2 separate regions of the Homo sapiens genome follow, and region 1 is linked to region 2. Evidence: chromatin contacts called from ENCODE POLR2A ChIA-PET data. All regions are on one chromosome and are shown on one strand. Each heading gives the region's core, a stretch centred on a gene start or an enhancer-like site at or near the end of the contact. The rest is flanking DNA. Distances are from core to core; before and after follow the strand shown.

The links. ChIA-PET counts read pairs that join two places held with the same protein, here RNA polymerase II (POLR2A).
Region 1: POLR2A ChIA-PET joins it to region 2 with 13 read pairs in activated T-cell. The contact joins the enhancer-like site here to the promoter of BBC3 in region 2. POLR2A ChIA-PET finds 5 or more read pairs at or near these places in 3 of 52 experiments (H1, K562 and activated T-cell).

The regions. Positions count from the first base shown.
Region 1 is chr19:47,362,364-47,366,762 of GRCh38, reverse strand. DHX34 (DExH-box helicase 34) reads right to left here. Exons shown (of 17, transcript NM_014681.6): 6 at 4,070-4,287. Among named protein-coding and RNA genes, the nearest start is that of DHX34, 15 kb to the right of the region's middle. Within about 2 kb of position 2,307, at least 4 of the 41 ENCODE cell types and tissues checked have a DNase peak (open chromatin) inside an H3K27ac peak, as active enhancers do.
Region 2 is chr19:47,229,245-47,233,870 of GRCh38, reverse strand. BBC3 (BCL2 binding component 3) reads left to right here and starts at 2,672. Exons shown (of 4, transcript NM_014417.5): 1 at 2,672-2,942. RefSeq lists enhancers at 1,136-1,405, 832-1,455, 2,165-2,284 and silencers at 2,425-2,654, 2,795-3,514.

The DNA of each region.
Region 1 (4,399 bases), core at 1,058-3,557, 130 kb before region 2:
GTCTCTACTAAAAATACAAAAATTAGTGGTGGTGCATGACTGTAATCCCAGCTACTCGGGAGGCTGAGGCAGGAGAATCGCTTGAACCCAGGAGGTGGAGATCGCAGTAAGCCGAGATCGCGCCTCTGCACTGCACTCCAGCCTGGCAATACACCGAGACTCCATCTCAAATTCCCAGTGTCAGCCAGGCACAGTGGCTCATGCCTGTAATCCTAGCACTTTGGGAGGCCACAGCAGGTGGATCACTTGAGGTCAGGAGTTTGAGACCAGACTGGCCAACATGGTGAAACCCCATCTCTACTAAAAATACAAAAATTAGCCAGGTGTGGTGGCGAGTGCCTGTAATCTCAACTACTTGGGAGGCTGAGGCAGGAGAATTGCTTGAACCTGGAAGGCGGAGGTTGCAGTGAGCCGAGATTGCACCACTGCACTCCAGCCTGGGCCACAGAGTGAGATTCTATCTCAAAAATAAAATAAAATAAAATAAAATAAAATTCCCAATGTCAAGATCCACTGTGCAGAGGCAGGCAAGGAGGGCTGCTGTCTCTGTATCTGTCTGCCTAGCACATCTTGCCCCAGACCATGGAGGAGAGGCACGTGACCTGAGCTGGACCAATCAGAATCCTTCCATGAGACTGGAGCCAGGAAGAGCATTCCCAGCATCCTCTCTGGTTGTGGCCAGGATGGAAGGCTATCTTATTAACCCAGAACTGCTGTGACCTTTGACTTTGTCCATTTTTTGGAAATGGGCCCACCTACAGCAGATGGAGAAATTCTTGGATTGTTCCTAAGTTAGACATGCCGCCTCATGAATGCACAAAATGGTAAGATCCCCCTTTCTGCCTACAATAGTTTCAGTTGTATTTCTCTCACTTACAACCAAAAGAATCCCAATTAATGCAGCAGTCCAGGCAGGCAGTAGATGGTGGGAGAATTAAGTGACAGCATATGTCCACCCCGGGGTCTGGCGTGGCATACGTAAGCAAACAGCACCTCTCTGGTGACTGGAAGAAGGAGAGGCTGGCAAGGCAGCTCATGTGACAGCCAGAGAGCGAGAAGGAAGCTCAGAGAAGTCTGTTTGCCTGGCTTTGATCCGAGGGCACTAGAAGTTCTGGCGTCCACCTGCAAGCAGCTGCTGCTCCTTCCTCCCTGCTGACCAAGCCTTGATGCCGTCTATGAGTTCACCCAATACTCATTTAAAAACCTTTATAGGCCGGGCGCGGTGGCTCATGCCTGTAATCCCAACACTTTGGGAGGCTAAGGCAGGCAGATCACCTGAGGTCAGAAGTTCAAGACCAGCCTGATCAACATGGTGAAACTCCCTCTCTACTAAAATTACAAAAATTAGCTGGGCCTGGTGGCACCCATCTGTGGTCCCAGCTACTCGGGAGGCCAAGGCAGGAGAACCACTTGAGCCTGGGAGGTGGAGGTTGCAGTGAGCCGAGATAACACCACTGCACTCCAGCCTGGGCGACAGAGTGAGACTCTGTCCCAAAAATAAATAAATAAATAAATAAATAAATAAATAAATAACCTTTACATTAGAAGCTCAATTTAAAGAGGCAGGGGGCAGGGCCTGGGGTTTTTTTAAATTCTCCAGGTGTTTCTAGTATGCAGCTGGGGCTGAGACACTGCTCTGATCAACTCAGGCAATGCCACAACCCTAGACAATTGCGGGGCATAGGGTGAACACATATGACCCGGTTCTGCTGACAAGAGAGGATGAGAGACTGGCCAGAGGAGTCTAGAAAATGTTCCTGTGGCCTTAAAAATTAGACCCACAGAGAAGGGCAGTTCCTTGCTTCTGCCTCCGGATGGTAAAGGAGGAGGAGGTGACGCCCACTGTGCCTGGAGCCAGCGGCCACTCACGAAGCAGGCTCTGACGCCTGGTGGCCTCGGATGGAGCCCTGACTCTACTACTTGCCAGCTGTGTGACCTGGGGCAATATTTTCTCTCTCTCTGCATCCTTCTTCTGGTCCAAAAATTAGGGTAAGACTACCTACCCCATGGACTTTGTTTTTTTATGAGACAGGGTCTTGCTCTATCACTCAGGCTGGAGTGCAGTGATGCAATCAAGGCTCACTGCAGCCTCGAACTCCTGGGCTCTAGCGATCCTCCTGCCTCAGCCTCCTGCGTGGGACCACAGGTGTGTGCCATCACACTGGGCTAATTTTTAAATTTTTTCTAGAGTCAGGGCCTCACCGTGTTGCCTAGGCTGGTCTCGACTTCCTGGCCTCAAGCAATCCTCCTGCCTCAGCCTCCCAAAGTGCTGGGATAACAGGCATGAGTCACTCATTGTGCCCGGCAGCACTAGTATTTTTTTTTTTAAAAGATGAAATCAAACAGAATAGAAAATAGTGTGCACCTCCTGCAGGAAGGCCACTGGTTTGTGCTACACCCGCACGTGAGCCTGTGGCAGACACCATCAGCTGCTCCCAACTTTCCTTTTCCTTTTGTTCCTGAGCACAAGGACTACACTTCCCAGCCTCCTTCACGGTTGGGCGTGGCCACGAGACTGAGGACTGACCAGGAGTGGTGAGTGCAAGGCAAGTGCACCATTTGCAGGCTCGACCCGCAAACCCTCCTGTACTCACTTCCCATGCCCTTGACCCTTTGGCTGGCTGGACACATATGCAGGAAAAGCCCCTGGGGAGATTATAGAGCCACAAGAGTGAAGGACCCTGGGTCCCTGAATAAAGAAAATTGCCTGCCAACCTGTAAACCACCATTCCGCTGTTGGCCATTCGTGACCATGTGTATTTGTCATGGCAGTCTAACCTATGCTAAATTAACAAATGAGATACAAATCATGACATAAAATGTATTGAGAAACCCTGGTTTTAAAAGCCCTTTCCTGCTAGGTTTCCTGTTACAGCTGAAAGCATTCTGATTGAGTCACTGGTTCTTCCTTTGACCCTATGGACATTTTTTTTTTTTTTTTTTTTGAGATGGAGTCTTGTTCTATCGCCCAGGCTGGAGTGCAGTGGTGTGATCTCGGCTCACCGCAACCTCCACCTCCTGGGTTCAAGCAATTCTCCTGCCTCAGCCTCCCAAATAGCCGGGCTTACAGGTGCACACCACCACACCCGGCTAATTTTTTGTATTTTTAATAGAGACTGGTTTCACCATGTTGGTCATGCTGGTCTCAAACTCCTGGTATCAAGTGATCCACCTGCCTTGGCCTCCCAAAGTGCTGGGATTACAGGTGTGAGCCACCATGCCCAGCTGACCCTATGGATTTAAGGAACAATTCTCCCCTCAACAAGGGTTTTGACATTTGGAAGGGATGGGTTCCCCTCAGTGGCTTGGCTAGCCCTATCCTTCCTGACCCTGACACTCTGGGGTTGGGTCCTATGTAAATGCTTCCTGGCTGGCTGGGCACAATGGCTCATGGCTGTAATCCCAGTACTTTGGAAGGCCAAGGTGGGAAGATCACTTGAGCTCAGGAGTTTGAGACCAGCCTGGGCAACATAGCAAGACCTGATCTCTACTAAAAATAAAAAAAGTTAGGCCGGGCGCGGTGGCTCATGCCTGTAATCCCAGCACTTTGGGAGGCCGAGGAGGGTGGATTACAAGGTCAGGAAATCAAGACCATCCTGGCTAACATGGTGTAACCCCATCTCTACTAAAAAAAAATACAAAAAATTAACTGGGCTTGGTGGTGCACACCTGTAGTCCCAGCTACTAGGAAGGCTGAGGCAGGAGAATCACTTAAACCTGGGAGGCGGAGGTTTCAGTGAGCCGAGATCGCACCACTGCACTCCAGCATGGGCGACAGAGGGAGACTCCGTCTCAAAAATAAATAAATAAATAAAAATTTAAAAGTTAGCCAAGCGTGGTGGTGTGTGCCTGTGGTCCCAGCTACTTGGCAGGTGGAGGTAGGAGGATCATTTGAGCCTGTAATATGGAGGCTGCAGTGAGCCATGATCACAGCACTGCACTCTAGCCTGAGTGACAGAGCAAGACGCTATCTCAAAATAAAATAAAATAAAATAAAATAAAAAAGGCCTCCCAGGTTCCTCCCTGTGCCAGCAGTTAGGATATAGTCCCCTTTCTGCCCATGCCTCACCTGCAGCACCAACGAGTCCAGGGCCACCCTCCGAATTTCTGGGACGGGGTAGGGGGCGAAGGCATCATAGTCCGATTCGGCATAGAGGCGGAAGCAGACTCCGGGGCCCGTGCGGCCCGCCCGGCCCTTCCGCTGCTCTGCGCTGGCCTGACTAATCCAGAACTCCTGCAGCCGTTGCAGCTTGGCCTGCGGATCGTAGCTCATCTCCTTCACCTTTCCTGGATGGGAGCAATGAGGAAAGGGAGTCTGTGTGTGGCAGCCACGTGCAGCTGGCCACGCGCCTGGCTCTTGTCACTCGCCAACACCCTCACTTACTCCTTTATTCTGTTA
Region 2 (4,626 bases), core at 1,423-3,922:
TCTCTACAAAAAAATAAAAATTAGCTGGGCGTGGTGGTTTACACCTGTAGTCCCAGTTACTTGGGAGGCTGAGGCAGGAGGATCTCTGGAGCCCAGGAGTTTGAAGCTGCAAGGCTATTGTACCACAAGGCTATCCATTGTGCCACTACACTCCAATCTGGGCGACAGAGTGAATCTTTTATCTAAAAAAAAAAAAGGCTGGGCCAGGTGCAGTGGCTCACGCCATAATCCCAGCACTTTGGGAGGCCGAGGAGGGCAGATCACGAGGTCAGGAGATCGAGACCATCCTGGCTAACATGGTGAAACACTGTCTCTACTAAAAAATACAAAAAATTAGCCGGGTGTGGTGGCAGACGCCTGTACTCCCTGCTACTGGGGAGGCTGAGGCAGAAAGGCCTGAACCTGGGAGGCGGAGCTTGCAGTTTGCTGAGATCGTGCCACTGCACTCCAGTCTGGGCAACAGAGTGACATTCCGTCTCAAAAAAAAAAAAAAAAAAAAGCTGAGTGCAGTGGCTCACACCTGTAATCCCAGCACTTTGGGAGGCCAAGACAGGCGGATCCCGAGGTCAGGAGTTTGAGACCAGCCTGGCCAATATGGTGAAACCGCATCTCTACCAATAATACAAAAATTAGCTGGGCATAGTGGCGCACACCTGTAGTCCCAGCTACTAGGGAGGCTGAGGCAGAAGACTTGCTTGAACCCAGGAGGCGGAGGTGGCAATGAGCCGAGATCATGCCACTGAACTCCAGCCTGGGCGACAGCGCGAGACTCTGTCTCAAAAAAAAAAAAAAAAGTAAGATCCATGTAAGTGATGTCATATGTCATAATCCATGGTTTACTCATGACCCACAGTTTGGAAAACACCAGGAAGAAGGAAGGGACAATGAATAATCGGGGAAAGCGAAAGAGGAGGGAAAGTGAAAGAGGGAGGAAAGCTGAGGAGTTCCCAATGTTGCAAATGGGGAGATTTCACGTGAGATATAGATTACCTGCATCTCTTGGGGGAGCTAAGAGTGTGTACTTGGAGGCAGTCAAGTTTGAGAAGTCTGACATCCTTACTCAGCCAGCCCCACACTAGGCACTGGAAGGTGAGTCACTCTGGTGAGGCGATTGCGATTGGGTGAGACCCAGTAAGGATGGAAAGTGTAGAGGAGACAGGAATCCACGGCTTTGGAAAAAGGAAGGACAAAACTCACCAAACCAGAGCAGGGCAGGAAGTAACAATGAGAAACTGAAAAAGAAACGGAATGGAAAGCTATGAGACAGGATGAAATTTGGCATGGGGTCTGCCCAGGCATGTCCATGCCAGGTGCCCAGGGCTGCTTCCACGACGTGGGTCCCCTGCCAGATTTGTGGTGAGTGTGGCCAGGTGTGCATGCTCCGACGTGTGTGCAGTGGGCCAGTTAGCAAGAAGCTGTCACAGGTGTGACTTTGTGACATGTGTGGGTGGTCAGTTTCTTCTATGTCTGATTTGGTTTGTGTCTCTGAATGTCAGTTTCTTTCCTTTATTTTTATTTTTAAGACGGAGTTTGCTCTTGTTGCCCAGGCTAGAGTGCAATGGCACTATCTCGGCTCACTGCAACCTCCGCCTCCCGGGTTCAAGCAGTTCTCCTGCCTCAGCCTCCCAAGTAGCTGGGATTACAGGCATGCGCCACAACGCCCGGCTAATTTTGTATTTTTAGTAGAGATGGGGTTTCATCATGTTGGTCAGGCTGGTCTCGAATTCCTGACCTCAGGCAGTCCACGCACCTTGGCCTCCCAAAGTGCTGGGATTACAGGCATGAGCCACCGTGTCGGGCGAATGTCACTTTCTGATAGTTTTAATGTGTTAGCTGTGAAATTGTGTGAGTGCATTTGTGTATGTCCCTGTGGGAGTGTGATTTGGATTTGGCCGTGTATCCAGGTATCCCTGTAACAGGTGTCTGTGTGTATGTGTGTGTCCCCTGTGCCTATCAGCAAGTTTGTGTTTCCTGATAAGCACTCCGCCTATGTCTGTGTGGTTGCACCACCGTGTGTGTGGTGTGGGTGCCTGTTCGGTAGGGTTGTTTGTGAACACAGTTTGTGGGCCCAGGTGTGATCATCAGTGTGGGTGTTTCTGCAACTGTGTGTGGCCCTGTCATTGTGTCCGTCTGCTTGTCCAGGGGACCCTGTTAGTGAGTCTGTGCATTTCCGTCTGGGTGTGTGTAAGTGTGAGCCCCATCAGTATGTGAGTGTGTGTGCTCATGCCCCTGTCCATGGTGTGGATTTGCGAGACTGTGGCCTTGTGTCTGTGAGTACATCCTCTGGGCTCTGCCTGCACGTGACTTTGTGGACCCTGGAACGCCCGTCGGTCGGTCTGTGTACGCATCGCTGGGGGTGTGGATCTGTGGGTCCCAGTCAGTGTGTGTGTCCGACTGTCCCGGTGTCTGGGCGATCTCCCCACACCCCGCCGCACAGCGCCTGGGTCCTCCTTGCCTTGGGCTAGGCCCTGCCCCGTCCCCCGCTGCAGGGAAACCCCCGGCGCGGAGGTAGGGGGGGGCGCGGCGCGCGCCTGCAAGTCCTGACTTGTCCGCGGCGGGCGGGCGGGGCCGTAGCGTCACGCGGGGGCGGGGCGTGGGACCCGCCGGGCGGGGGCGGGGCGGGGCGGGGCGGGGCGGCTTTGGAGCGGGCCCGGGATCCGCCGGGCGGCCTGAGACGCGGCGCGAGCCACATGCGAGCGGGCGCCTGGCGGCGGCGGCGGCGGCACCAGCGATCCCAGCAGCGGCCACGACGCGGACGCGCCTGCGGCCCGGGGAGCAGCAGCAGCCACAGCCACAGCAGCCGCCACTGCAGTTAGAGCGGCAGCAGCAGCGACAGCCACAGCAGCAGCCGCCGCGGAGAGCGGCGCTCGGCGGGCGCGCCCTCCTGAAGGAAGCCGCCCGCCCCCCACCGCCGCCCCCTCCGGCGTGTTCATGCCCCCGGGGTGAGTGTGCGCGCCCCGAATCCTCTCCGGCGGCGATCGGCCAGGCCGGGTGGACTCCCTGGAGGAGGTGACAGGAGTGCAGGCGGAGAGCAGTGTGGGCGCCCTGCCTCCCCACACCGCGCCTCTCCAAACCCCGCGAGGGACCCTGGGCCAGGGTCGCCGGGTGAGAGGCGGCTCGGCGTTGGGGCGCCGGTCTGGGCGCACAGGTGCCTCGGCGGTCTGGCGGGTTTGTTTACAAACAATGGGGTGCGGGCTCGGCAGCGCCCCCTGGCGGCCAGTGCGGCCCCGGGGAAGAGGGTCGACCCCAGGGGTGCCCCAGCCCCCAAAGTCCGGGAGGGGCGGGGGGGCGGCACGGAGGGGCGGCCACACCCAGGGCGCGCGCCCGCTGGGGGCGGCGACGGGGGGCGGCTCGCGGGCCGTGGAGTCTGCGGCTCCTGCGGGCGGGGGCTGCGCCCCAGCAACAGCCGGTTATTGGCCCCGCGCTCGCCTGGCGGGCGGGGCGGGCGCACGTGGCGGCGGTGGGGGGGGCTGTGACAGCGGAGGGGGGTGTCTGGGACCGCCGTGGGAGCGCGCGTGTGCGGGGTTGTGGATCTGCAGGTGTCTCGCCTGGGTGTGTGCGCGTGTCTGGCTCCGAGTTTGTGCTGGGTTCTGCAGGGAGTGGTGGTGTCGATCCAGAGGAATGTTGGGGTTTCTGACCCGTCGGGGTGTCTGCGTGAGTCCCCGCGCCTGTTTGTGTGGGGTTCTGTCTGTGGGTGCCCTGCTTGTGGGGTGGGTGGACCTGCGTGTGTTGTCGGTGAGAGTTGTCTGTGTGTGCTGTTCCGGGATGATACTGGGGGTCTGTGGTGCCTGCGTGTGCTGGGGTGTGGAGGTTGTAGTGTGTGTGTGTTGCTGGAGTGAGCTGTTTGTGTGTTTATGTGTGTGTCTTGCCCGAGCGTGCGATATGTGTGCTTGTGTCTTGCCTGTGTGTTTCTGTCTTGGCTGAGGCCGTCTCTGTATCTCCGGGGCATGTGTCTTTTGCCCAGCGTTTGTGATGCTGCGCCTGCTAAATGCAAATGTCTGTTTTCTGTCCAGGTGTCTGTGTGAGTTGTCAGGTGTGAGTGTGTGTGTGTATGTATGTGTGTGGTGGGGGGTTGTTTCAGTCTGGGTTTGGCTTGTGTGTCTGGCATCAGCGTCTGGGATTTGAGGACCCAGGATCTGTGGGGTCTATGCAGTGTAGACGGTGGGTGTTGCTGGCAGCCTCTGGATGGGGTTGTGTCTGAGCCTGTGTGTGTGTGTGTGTGTTGGGTCTGAGGGGCTTGTCACTGTGATCGGCTGGCTCATGTGTGTCATGTGGGCTGCGTGTGTGTAGTGTTTATGTCAGTCACGTGAGACCAGTGTTTTCTGTGGGTGCGCTAGGTGTGTGTGCTGCTGGGCTGTGTGGGATTAGAGTTAGCTGTAGGGTGTGTGTGTGTGTGTGTTGCTGACAGTTGGTGATGATGTTTGAGGGTTGCGTGAGGAGGGTGGGTTGGTGTCTGGTGGTGTGTTGAGGTCTGATGGCATGTGTCTGTGTGTGCCTGATCTACGTGTGTCCTGAGAGTTGGTGACATGTGGGTGTGTTTTGGGGGTGTTGATGTATGTGTGTCCGTGGGTGTCTGTTTTGTGTTGATATGTGAGTCCAGAGGTGTGCAGGTCTTATCTCTGGAGT